Regions from separate parts of the Homo sapiens genome. Here regions 2 and 3 are each linked to region 1. Evidence: read pairs that join two places in POLR2A ChIA-PET (ENCODE). Cell type or tissue: PC-9. All regions are shown on one strand.

What was found. ChIA-PET counts read pairs that join two places held together with the same protein. Peaks named below come from ENCODE experiments on the same cell type or tissue, not always from the same donor. Only the 100,000 strongest peaks of a DNase experiment are listed, where the experiment ranks them.
Region 2: POLR2A ChIA-PET joins it to region 1 with 6 read pairs; 2 of 35 experiments call an interaction of 5 or more read pairs at or near these places.
Region 3: POLR2A ChIA-PET joins it to region 1 with 5 read pairs; 2 of 35 experiments call an interaction of 5 or more read pairs at or near these places.

Annotation. Positions count from the first base shown.
Region 1 is chr7:106,447,299-106,451,298 of GRCh38, forward strand. No RefSeq gene overlaps it. Among named protein-coding and RNA genes, the nearest start is that of CTB-30L5.1, 150 kb to the right of the region's middle. RefSeq lists an enhancer at 1,602-2,801. In PC-9, no CTCF peak of the experiment used is centred here; DNase peaks (open chromatin) are centred at 1,831 and 2,083; H3K27ac peaks cover 3,235 bases.
Region 2 is chr7:106,266,578-106,270,577 of GRCh38, forward strand. NAMPT (nicotinamide phosphoribosyltransferase) reads right to left here. Exons shown (of 11, transcript NM_005746.3): 5 at 2,577-2,735; 6 at 1,887-2,023. Among named protein-coding and RNA genes, the nearest start is that of NAMPT, 16 kb to the right of the region's middle. In PC-9, no CTCF peak of the experiment used is centred here; no DNase peak of the experiment used is centred here; H3K27ac peaks cover 3,239 bases.
Region 3 is chr7:106,567,273-106,571,272 of GRCh38, forward strand. It overlaps CTB-30L5.1 (a long non-coding RNA gene), which reads right to left. Exons shown (of 4, transcript NR_187788.1): 4 at 2,639-3,872. Among named protein-coding and RNA genes, the nearest start is that of CTB-30L5.1, 30 kb to the right of the region's middle. RefSeq lists enhancers at 1-952, 953-1,918. In PC-9, no CTCF peak of the experiment used is centred here; a DNase peak (open chromatin) is centred at 1,589; H3K27ac peaks cover 2,802 bases.

The DNA of each region.
Region 1 (4,000 bases):
GTAGCCTAACTCTCTTTGTGAGGGACATTCCTGGGCTAGGACTCCCTTTGGGTTTGTATTTTATCACTTAACGGAGAGATCTGTCTCCTGATTCAACTAAAAGTCTAACATATTCTCCTGACACTAAAATGCTGTTACATCTATTTTGAGTGAACCTTTCATGCAATGCACTTGTCAAGTACCCAAAGATTAGAGAGCTGGAAGTGTTTACCAGGAAAGGTGTGGCCATGGTTGTCCTGCCTTGTAAGACAGGCTTGTCTGTGAGGCCAAACTCCCCCCTGCACTTTCATCATAGCCCAATAGTGAGTTTGGGGAAGAAGGGACCTAGAATTCCGATTCACCTCTAAGCACTCCGTGTGTATAATCTAAGCCCAATCACCTTAGATCAGTTATCAACACTTCCCTTCCCTCAGAAACCTTCAAATTCACAATACTGTCCCAGCCAAATTCTGCCTGAATGGTTGGTCCCATTACCAGCCTTTCCTAGACAGAGCTTTGTGGCCTTTCAGTCCCCAGGCACTCCATTTCCAGCTCACACCAACTCAGCTTCTGTGGGTATCTTAAGATCTCAGAATGTTACAGCTATCAGTTTAGTTGCTTCTCATTCTCAGATTATTTCATATGTGCTAATCTGGCCTCCCCAACTAGATGACAAGCTTTTAGAGGATCAACATTCCCCCAGTCCCTCCTTTCCTTCCATATTTTAAATACTTACTGATCTGGCACTACCCCTTGCACTGGGATGCATAGTACTGGTGAAGAAAGCAGACACAGTTTCTGCCTAACAGAATGCCCAGTTGAGTTGGGGAAAACAGAAAAGAAAATGGGCAATTACAATAGACCATTATAAGTAGTAGAAATTCATCCATGCATATATTCACTCACTCATTTGCCCATACCATAAATGTATGTTGAGTTTCCACTATGTTGGCCATTGAGGGTCACAACTACTCAAGATGGACCCAGTCCTTATGGATCATAGTCCAGGAAAGAGGAAACACCGGATAGGAGAGCTCAAGGTGGATCAACTGTGATGTGGATGAGAAGCCTTGCAGGAGGGGTAAGGTTGATGCTGAGTAACTCATAGCTGCTGGGAATCTGCAGCTCCCCCTTCTCTTTATATAGCTCAGATTCATGCTTTATTACTGGAGAAAAATAAAACCAAGAAACAAATGACACAGCATTAGCATAGATGTCATGTTGCATCCATAGTAAGAGGCACCTCCCTCTCCAGGCTGGAGTCCCCCCAGGAAGCAGCTTCTGATGTCAGAAATCCCCAGGGAATTGGCCACCTTGGTGAGGGGCAAGATCCAAGTTTTCCCTTGAATAGCTGGGTGTTATTTTTTTCCTGGAACCTGCTAAGAAGCTGCAAACTACATTCATATTTAACTCCTGGGGACCCCTTTCTCTCTGAAGAACCTATTGGACAAAACATATTTCTCAGTGGGGATGAACTAACACTGAAAAATGTTACAAGACCAGTGGATTACCTCCCCCCCGAGTCCCCTACCACTATTGTTAAAATAAAAACCTTAGGCAAATTAAATTTAACATCATTTAATTGAGCAAAGAACAATTCACAAATTGGGCAATCCCCAGATGAGAATAGTTCAGAGAGGTTCTGGGGGTGCCACATGGTGGAAGAAGATCTATGGACAGAAAAAGGAAACTGAAATACAGAAAAAACAGCCAGATTGGTTACAGCTCAGCATTTGCCTTATTTGAACCTGTTTGAACAGTTGGCTGCCTGTGATTGGCAGAAACTTAGTGACTGGCACAAGAGCAGGTTACAGTCTGTTTGCACATCCAGTTGGGTTCAGTTCACTGTGTACAGAGAAACCTTTAGGCCAAACGTAAAATATGTAAGAAGGCAGCTTTAGGCTAAACTTAATCTAACACTATTTTGCAGCCAAGTGGCTCCATGCTCCTGTCATGTTATAAGGTGGGGGAGGAATACAGGGTGAACAACGCCTGTATTCAGGTCCTAGCCCTGACCACTGGCCACCCAGAGGCTAGGAGCTCTGCTCAGCCTTCTACCCAGCTTCTTCTCCCTCAGTAATCTGGCTGTTCCCAGAACCAGGTAAGAATTCTGCTGTGTGAGGATGAATCGGCAGAATTTTGCCAAAGACTGAAGTGGAAGGAACCGCCCATGCCACTTCTGTGTTATGCCTGGGGAGCCAGGGACTCATCTCCCCACTTGGCCGACTCTCAAGGTCCTTGGAGCTCTTTGCCTGTGGATTCCCTTCTGGAGGGGCTGAGTATGAAGGCTCCATCCCAAAGTACCTTGATCCAAACCATCTTTCATCTCTGTCTTAACTGTAGGCACTGCTCAGGAGAAAGGGTGGGGCAAGCTCTTTATCTAGAGGAAATGAGTTGTATCACCAATTTGACATCTACAAACCTACTCATAAAATGACGGGCATGGTAACATGTAACTACCCAACACCGAATGAACAAATGGATACCCTACTTACATTTTCCATAGAATAAAAATGAATTTCTAGAGGTGGTGACACTTATTTAGAGAAGGTGAAGTTAGCTTGAGGATACAGTACAGTGGCCTGGTTTTACATGTCATTTCTCTCTCTGTGGCTGATCTTACATAACTTAACACAAAGTCTTTGTGCTTCCACAGTTTAGTAATTCATCTTCTGTTTTTGCTTTACTTAGAATACATTTGGAAGAGCAATGAAAGCCACTGACAATCCTAGCATCTCACTGGAGACCATAATTTCAATCTTCTCTCATCAAGGTGGACTATCAAGTAGATATTTTAATTCCATCTCCTTTATTTTATTTTATTTTCCATTTCCTCCTGGTGGTGGTACTAGCAAGCCAATAAATTATGCTCTTAAAAATACATAATAAAAATAAAACCACCATCTATTGGTATGACACTGAATACTTAATAGAGTACTTTTAAAAACGTGTTTCTCATGTTGGGCCTTGCAACTTCCCCACTGTGGTAAGCAAGGCAAGCATTACCTCCATTTTTCAGATGATGACACCAAGGTTCAGAGATGTTGCATCTCTTGGCCAAAGTCACACAAGTTGAAAGTGGCAGAGTTAGGTATCAAATAGTTTTACTCCATGCTCCAGATATGTTTTGTTAAAATGAACAACAAAAATGAAAAACTGAGTGCCTGGATTATTCACAGTGAGATCATTAACCCACTAAAGAGGTTAATAGTTTGTTCATTTTTAGTTTTTGATGTTTACTTCTATTAAAATCACAATGGTAAGTAACCATTTGTATTTGTCCAACCAAAGACTTTCCACACCCAAAGCCATTGTTTCCCATGCATTCCCTTACAGCCTTGTGGGTGACTGGCCTGTGCACCAGTGAGACACTATAGCTCCTCTCTTGATGTTTTCTAATCATTTATTTGGAAAATAATATCCTACGAACCATTCATTCCATTCCCTGAACATTCAAAAAGATTACATTTAATGGGAAAGACAGACATGTACCTGCTCCGTGGGTTCACCTTGTCCACTGTCTAGACAGAGTCAATTTATCAAGACAGGAGAATTACAGTAGAGAAGGAGTAATTCGCCCTGAGCCAACTGTGCAGGAAACAGGAGGTTTATTATAACTCAAATAAGTCTCCCTGGGCATTTGGGTTTCATAATTTTTATGGATAATTTGGTGGTGAGTTGGGATATGGGGAGACAGTGAGTCAAGAGTGCTGAATGTTTGGGTGGGAGATGAAATCAAAAGGAGTGAAAGCTGTCTTGCACTAAGTCAGTTCCTGGGTAGGGGCCACAAGGTCAGACGAGCCAGTTTATCCATCTGGGTGGTGCCAGCTGATCCATCAAGTGCAGGGTCTGAAAAATATCTCAAGCACTGATCTTAGGCTTTACAATGGTGATGTTATCCCCAGGAGCAATTTGGGGAGGATAATTTCTAATCTTTTGGCTAATTTGTTAGTCCTACAAAGGCAGTCTAGTCCCCAGGAAAGAAGGGAGTTTGTTTTGGGAAAGGTCTTTCATCATCTTT
Region 2 (4,000 bases), 180 kb before region 1:
CTACTGAGTCCCAACTCAAATTACCAACTTTGAGCAATTTTATCTCCCAAGCCATTGCTCATGTTTACCTATTTCTTTCCATTTATTTAGCACCTTGGTCTGGACTTCATTACCTTAAGACTGCTGGAATAGCTTCCTATAAAGACTACCTTCTGATTTTTCCTTTTTTCAATCCATAGGATAGATATCCTGCTATAAAAATATAAAAAAGTCCCCTAAGATATTTATCTCATAACATCACGTCTTTGCTCAAAAATGTCAGTGCCTGCTTCCATTTGAAAATGCCTGATTTAGAATAGCTAGCATGATGTGCACATAGTTAACATTCAGTGTCAAAATATGAGCGCCCTTACTAACCTGAACCTGTCTTCTCAGTCTCCCCTACGCTCCCTACAAAATCTGTGTTTCAGCCCTTATTCTCTAAACATTCTCCCTCCTCTTTCATTCTTGTGCTTTCATCACAATGCTTGATACAAGATAAGCATGCAATAAATATTTACTCAGAGAATGAATAAGTGCCCAATGTTGGCTATTAAATTTTACCAATCCTTCAAGAAGTGAAGATTTTGTATATTTCTATAAAAGCTTTCTTGATCCTGCTAGTGAAGGAATATGATTCTTCCTCTCCTTCCCTTGCAACACTACAGCATTTTAATTGTACCTCCTTACGAGGAGTTAACCAACAGAGCAGACTATTACTAGTGTATTATTTTCATCCTGAGAATAGGGTCAGTTTTTTAAAAATATCCTTCTAACCCTTGTTGCACCCAGTAGACTGCCTTGCATATGAACACCAGTCAACTAATATGCCTCAAATAGTAGCAACAATAAAGCTTAGCTTGATTCTAAACTCACTGCTGGTTTTAGCACTCTGCAATTTTAAGTATTAGCAGAACTTAAATATTCCCTAATGATTATAGTAAATAATTTTGTTATAAAAGTCAGTGATAAGGTTTGGCAAACATTTAAAAAACCTGATTTACGCCGGGCGCGGTGGCTCACGCCTGTAATCCCAGCACTTTGGGAGGCCGAGGCAGGCGGATCACGAGGTCAGGAGATCGAGACCATCCTGACTAAAACGGTGAAACCCCGTCTCTACTAAAAATACAAAAAATTAGCCGGGCGTAGTGGCGGGCGCCTGTAGTCCCAGCTACTTGGGAGGCTGAGGCAGGAGAATGGCGTGAACCTGGGAGGCGGAGCTTGCAGTGAGCCGAGATCCCGCCACTGCACTCCAGCCTGGGCGACAGAGCGAGACTCCGTCTCAAAAAAAAAAAAAAAAAAAAAAAAAAAAAAAAAAAACAACCTGATTTACTTTTAATAAAGTTAGCTCTAGGACCAGAGCAGCTGCAGTTTAGATTGTAATTTCTTTCTTGGGTAACTGGAGATAGTTTACTGAAAGCAGACAAGGAAGCGTAAAAAGAATCTGAACACCCTTTCTTTCCTCAACAGGTCCTGCTTTCTCATCTACAACTGAAGGTACAGTACAGATGACAATTTCTAGGGCAAATATAGATAAGGTCATGTAGGAGGACAGGGAAAAGGCAAAAAGTGGCTGGTACTTACAGTGAGTGCTTCTAAATTTAATGAATAAAATCTACCTACATATGACAATACAGTAATTGAAAAAAAATTCCTTAAAAGAAAACTTCTATGGCAATATAAGTATTGGAAAAAAGCTCTTAAACTGTTTCTTCTAGCATGGATAAAATTTCTCTGCCTCTCTAAGACTAATGTTTATACTTTTGTATAAATACTGAATTTGTGTTGCTCAAGTTCATGAAGATGTACTGTAGGTACCTGGCTCTGCAGTTAGGTAAAATGTCACTGAGTTACAAATACAAGAGTGAAAAAATTAGTAGTTTTAAAAAATGAACAGAATTTTTTACCTGTGTTCTGCTGCTGGAACAGAATAGCCTGGAACAGGATCTTTCGTTCCATAATATTTTTTAATTAGAGCAAGTCCTGCTACTGTATCTGTTCCTTTGAAGTTAACCAAGTGAGCAGATGCTCCTATGCCAGCAGTCTGGAAAATCAATCATAAACCAAAATCCAAAACAGAAAGAAACCCACATTAATAATACCAGGATGCAGCCAACCACATTTAAGGAATATAGCATAGCTCCCATAAGAATTGTCTTTCTCTTAGGAAAGTATTTATTGTCAGACATAACAGTTCCTAATGACAAAGATTCAGTTTTTCCTAAATATTTTAAAAAATCAACTATTATCTCCTCAAAGAGACCTATTTAACAGTGTCCCACCCCCACTTTTCATCACTCTCTCTTCCCTTACCCTGCCTTGAGCTTCTTTATGGCATTATTTCACATCTGATATATTATGTCTGTTTCTGGCTATCCATCTGTCCATCCATCTAATATATAAAGGACAGGGACATCTGTTGAAGGACATATCCCATGTACCCTGAACACAGTAGTAGGTACTGAATATGTATCTGTTGGTTGAATCTTTGGAATTTTAGAACCAAGATCAATCTCAATAACGTCCCCAAAAGTTTACAGTGGTACTCTAACCAACAATCCACATTATATTAAATGAGGTTGGTTTCAGTTACTTACCTCTTGGGAAGAGACTCCTCTGTAGCCAAAATCATGTAACTTGTATTCCAGACCATCTAAGTTACCAGAAGTTTCTAACAAATATTTGGCCAATATTTTCTTCTGCTCTCTAGAATTTGTGGCCACTGTGATTGGATACCAGGACTGAACAAGAATAGTCTGTAGTAACAAAATTAACCACAAATATTAAGACATAAAATACTGCATTCTTTCTGAGGAAAATCCTAGCTTTTTTTTTTTTTTGGAGGTATGTCCTGAACTTCCATACTATTAACTAGACACAGAACTGCGCAGCAGGATGCCTGCTGTGTGCATTCCAGATATAGTACATAGCTCAGCTCTCAAATCAGCAACAAAGAAGATAAGCACACCAGGTCCACATAGCAGAGAACTTCACATTATCAAGTTTCTATCCAAAGCTTCAAAGAAGCAAATAATATTTTGAAAGACTATGTGATAAAAGGATCAATTTTTAGAAAGTTTCATGATCTGTCATGGATCAATAGTTTATAAAGGACACTGAAACTTGGATGTTGAGGCAATGTCAAATTGCCCCAAGTTTCTAAATGCTTACTCTTCATTTCTGTACTTAATGTGGACTTGGATCAAATAGGGCATGAACCAGCATTGGTCCGTGGACTGCATTTTGACTAGTATTGGTTTAAAGAAGTTGTTCGTTTACTCCTCGAGGTAGTCTCAGATCTAATTTTCTCTTGGATTAATATGACAACTAATACTTGAAGCACTTTAGCTTACTACTAGAGAATTCTATCTACTGAGTTATGCTTTATGTACTTAGCTTTTATCAAATATATAAGTATTTGATAAAATACTCACGTAAGTTACAGGAAACACTTCCGCATATGTTGTATAATCAAGGTCACTGTCTACTTTGTAATTCAGTGACTATTAAGTTCCCAATGAGAAAATGAAAGAATTGCTGGGTTCCTACTTTCTGATAAGAACAGTTCCTTGATTTCCCCTTTTTTCTTGGTTGTCAGGAAGCTCCACAGAAAAGTCTGTCTAATCACAGCAACCGTAATAATTATCATGGCTTAGAAATTCACTTCTTCATTCTAAGATCATAATTTTCTATTTTCATTTTATAAACCAGATTGTTATTTGAAGCAGCTTCAAATCTGTTTGAAAAAGAGCTGCTAAGATGATGCAATGTCTGTGCTGAACCAAAAAGATATTAACTAAATTTTACAAAGCAAGCTTTTACTGAATACCAGCTAAGTGATATATAAATAAAACAAATAAAAAGATTAACCTTGAACTTGCCAATCTAGTCATCTTTTTAAAAAACTACTTTGTAGCATTAGACTCCTGTGACTGATTAAATATGGCCTTTGCAGCTCTTCTCATCAAGAGATGGAATCTCCTTTCTTATCCCTTGAGTCTGTGCTGTCCTTATGATTCGC
Region 3 (4,000 bases), 120 kb after region 1:
TTTAATAGATATTGTCAAATGTATTTCCCAAAAGATTTTAGCACATCACAGTTCACCAGCAGAGTATCAGAGTACATTCCTGTCAGGACTCTGAGCCCAAGCTAAGCCGTCATATCCCCGGTGACCTGCACATATACATCCAGATGGCCTGAAGCAACTGAAGATCCACAAAAGATAACATTCCACCATTGTGATCTGTTCCTGCCCCACCCTAACTGATCAATTGACTTTGTGACAATACACCCTCCCCGCCCTTGCGATAACGTACTTTGTGATATTCCGCCGCCCTCGAGAATGTACTTTGTAATATTCTCCCCCACCCTTAAGAAGGTACTTTGTAATATTCTTCCCATCCTTGAGAATGTACTTTGTAAGATCCACCCCCTGCCCACAAAAATTGCTCCTAACTCCACCGCCTATCCCAAACCTATAAGAACTAATGATAATCCCACCACCCTTTGCTGACTCCTTTTTCAGACTCAGCCCGCCTGCACCCAGGTGAAAAAAACAGCCTTGTTGCTCACACAAAGCCTGTTTGATGGACTCTCTTCACACGGACGCATGTCACAATTCCTATCTCCAACACTAGCATATGATATTATAGCTCTTTTCTCCAGTCTAAGTGTAAAATGGTGTTCTATTGTTAACTTCCATTTGCTTTTTTCTGACCACTAGTGAATATGAGCATGTGGGCTAGCCGTTTCAATGTCTGTGAAGTGTTTATCCTTTGTGCATCTTTATCTCATCATTTTGCCCTTTTCTCATCAAATTTAAGAGCTTTTATCATAGGCATAAACTGTCACTTGCATTACAAATGTACTTTTCTTATTTTGTATTAACCTGTTGACTTTATAATTTTAAAAGTCTTTCCTTTCCTTCTTTTATAGCTTCTAGTCACAGTTTAAAAGGTCTCTCCCACCCCTAGAATATACACATAGCCTGCCAGATTTTTAAACAATACCTTGTTATATTTTTTACATTTAAAATTTTAATCTGAAATGGATTTTTCCATGCGGCATAAGGAGTCCATATTTATTTTCTTCCAAATGGAGAGCCAGTTGGGCCAGTGCCATCTATCATACATCTTTTCCCCATTGTTTTATATTAAAGTCTCATTTATACTGGGATTTGTATCTGGCTATTTCTAGCAGCCACTGTAAAGAGGAAACACAAATGCCTGGAAGGGTAACCAACATTTTAGCCATTGTAATTTTGAGGTGTTGAGAATTTAGGTAATTATTCTTCATTGCTTTGCTGTATGGTTTTTTTCCATAATAAACATGCATTATTGGTGTTACAAAAATAAATGGATGGTGGGGGGCAGGGGGAGGACCAGTAAACACAATTAGTTTCATCATTCATAGTGTCTGTCCCGGGACAAATACAAGCCAGCAACTACCAGCAGCAGCATTGCTATTCCTGGAATGGAGACCTGAGAAGATTTTACCCTCAGGGAGAAATGTAATAGGGTTGTTCCCAGAGACACTGGAAAATCTCTTTAAATGCCAGCTTGCCGGAGGTGGGGACTGATTAAGTTTTGGGAAGTCATTTCATTCAGTAAGCTCATTGTGAAATAAGCATGAGGTGGTGATTTAATGTGTGATTGGCAGGCATTGCATATTCAAGCACAAGGAGTTTAATTGATTGGAAGAGCAGGTTGCCCTGAGCTGATGCAATAAATACTAAGGTTGAGTGTGCTGTTTGAAACTAGTGAAGTGATGCAATCATCTCCCATGTTCAGCAGCAGCCTAATTGCTGGCAAGAATTTAAATGCTTAAAACGGTACTTGGATGATTACAGAGCACATTCAAATTATGTAAAAGTGACCAGATCCCATAGCTCCAGGGCACAGCATCTGTCCTTAAGTGATAAGGGTCAGTTAAAGCTCTAAAACTGTAAACAGTGCATTGGCCCCATTGAAGCCCCTGGAGGAAATTTGCAGAGTCACAGCCATCTGCTGCCTAAAATAACAAGTAGCAGGGTCCCTTCCCAGCGCAAAATGGCCACCTAGCAGCACAGCCCAAGGTGACCTGCACAGGCTCCCAGCCTTTTCCACCTTGCACATTACCTTAGGGAAGGTCAAAGTATGAGTATTAGCCAAAACCTTCTACAGTCCCCTTGAAGGCCTGGGATTTGCAGGAACTAGTGTCTGCTGCAAATAAAAGTACATACTGGGATTCCAGTTCATGCCGGAGGAACCCTAAAACAGTAGTGAATGGTTTCCCCAAGCCTGCTTATGTTAGATATGAGTTCTAAATTTCAAAGAATATGTCAGTATGTTCAATTATTTGTCTTCTACTTTTAAACTTCCTCATAAAGCAACCTTTTCCGATTACATTCTCCACCCTGACTCATTCTGATTACCTGCTCTGTCATAACCATTTTTCCCGCCAAACCACTCACCCCCGCCACTCTCTTTAAGTTAGCCAATCGGAATTAGTTTAGCCTGTGCTGTCTAACCCTAGCCAATAGAGGAACGACACAGCAGAGGGGCCACGTGCCCATCAGGGACAAGAACCCCTTCCTTTCCCTTGTCCAAGTGTGCGCTCATCATTGCTCCATCTGTAAGGGCACACTCTTCTGTAGAAGTAACTTGCCTTGCTGAGAATTAAAAATAAAATTTTATATTCGCGTGCTATTTCTTTTGCGGCACCAAAACTTTATAACAATTAGAGTAAGTACAACATCACATTTCTTGGCACAGCTTTCTACTCCCCCCACCCCCCACCCAAGTGTGCAAATAGCAGAATGCCAAAGCTGGGCTCAGTAAGTCAGTGGGGAGCCAGAACTGAGTGGCCCATGTAGGCTGCTCGCTGAGGGTCTACAAACCCAAAGATAAATTTTAAAGTATCAGGATTACATCTCTTTCAGGTAATTCTCCTTAAAACAGAATTCTTCATAACTGAGTCTATAAACACTGTTGGCCCTCAGTGAGTTTGAGATGATATTCTATGATGCTGATGAAATACAAAACTATATTTCCACAGTCGGTTGATGCCCTCCTTATGACAGCCAGAGAGCCTCATGATGTCTCAGTGGAAGGCTACTCCACCTTCATCTACAGGTGGTCTGAGGGAGGAGGATCAGGGTCAGGGCCAAGAAATTTTGGGTGGGGAAGGGCAAGCAGGGACCCAGCAGTTTTTATCTTCTCCATTTCAACAGATCTTGAGGCTCTAGAGTTTTACTTGATCAGAGTCATAATCCCAGTCTTGAGCATTTTAAAGCAGGTGTTCCCACGTATCCACCTTGACCAATAAATAAAAATCTCCTATATGTCTTTTAACATAGAGAAATACATTAGAATTTCCTGGCCTGGAATACCTTCCAAGACAAACTGGTCAGGAGATAAAATGCCTAAATATTGGGGGCGTCTTCCAAAAATTCTAATTTTGGTTTTGGAATTATGTATATTGAACCCATTATTTAGCTAAGAAATGAATGACAGGATGAAAAGGGTGTTTCCCCTTCCAGGTGGCCAACAATTTTTGATTCCAAATATTTAATTAGGCTGGCTGAGTTTTTTCACTTGTGATTGGTTTTTTGCTTCTGTTTCCCCTTTCCTGGTTTTTGGCTGCAGAACAGTCCTTACAAGACTCAGCACTTGAAACTTGAGTCCCAGATGTGCCAGACTAAAATGCAGAAAAAAAACCCGATCTTTAAATTATTAGCAACACCCTTGATAGCAGATGAGAAATTTCCTCTTCAAAGACACAGGAAGTGGACTTGTATACAGTTCAAATGCAGCAGCAGGGCATTGAGAGAGTTTGAAAACCTCCAGGTCCTGAATGAACACAGCCTGTCCTCCAGGGTCAGGAACTCAGTGTCTTCCAAGGCCGACCTTCCAACTTGGTTGAACTCTATTTCCTGATGTGCTGAGATAACGCAATAAAGTTGCAAGTAGCCCTCCTCCCCCCGCCCCACACTCCCCCCCACACACACTCTTGCCTGTCCTCTCCCCAGTCCTACCTGTCAGGACAGTTCTCAGGTTTCCTATAAGAGA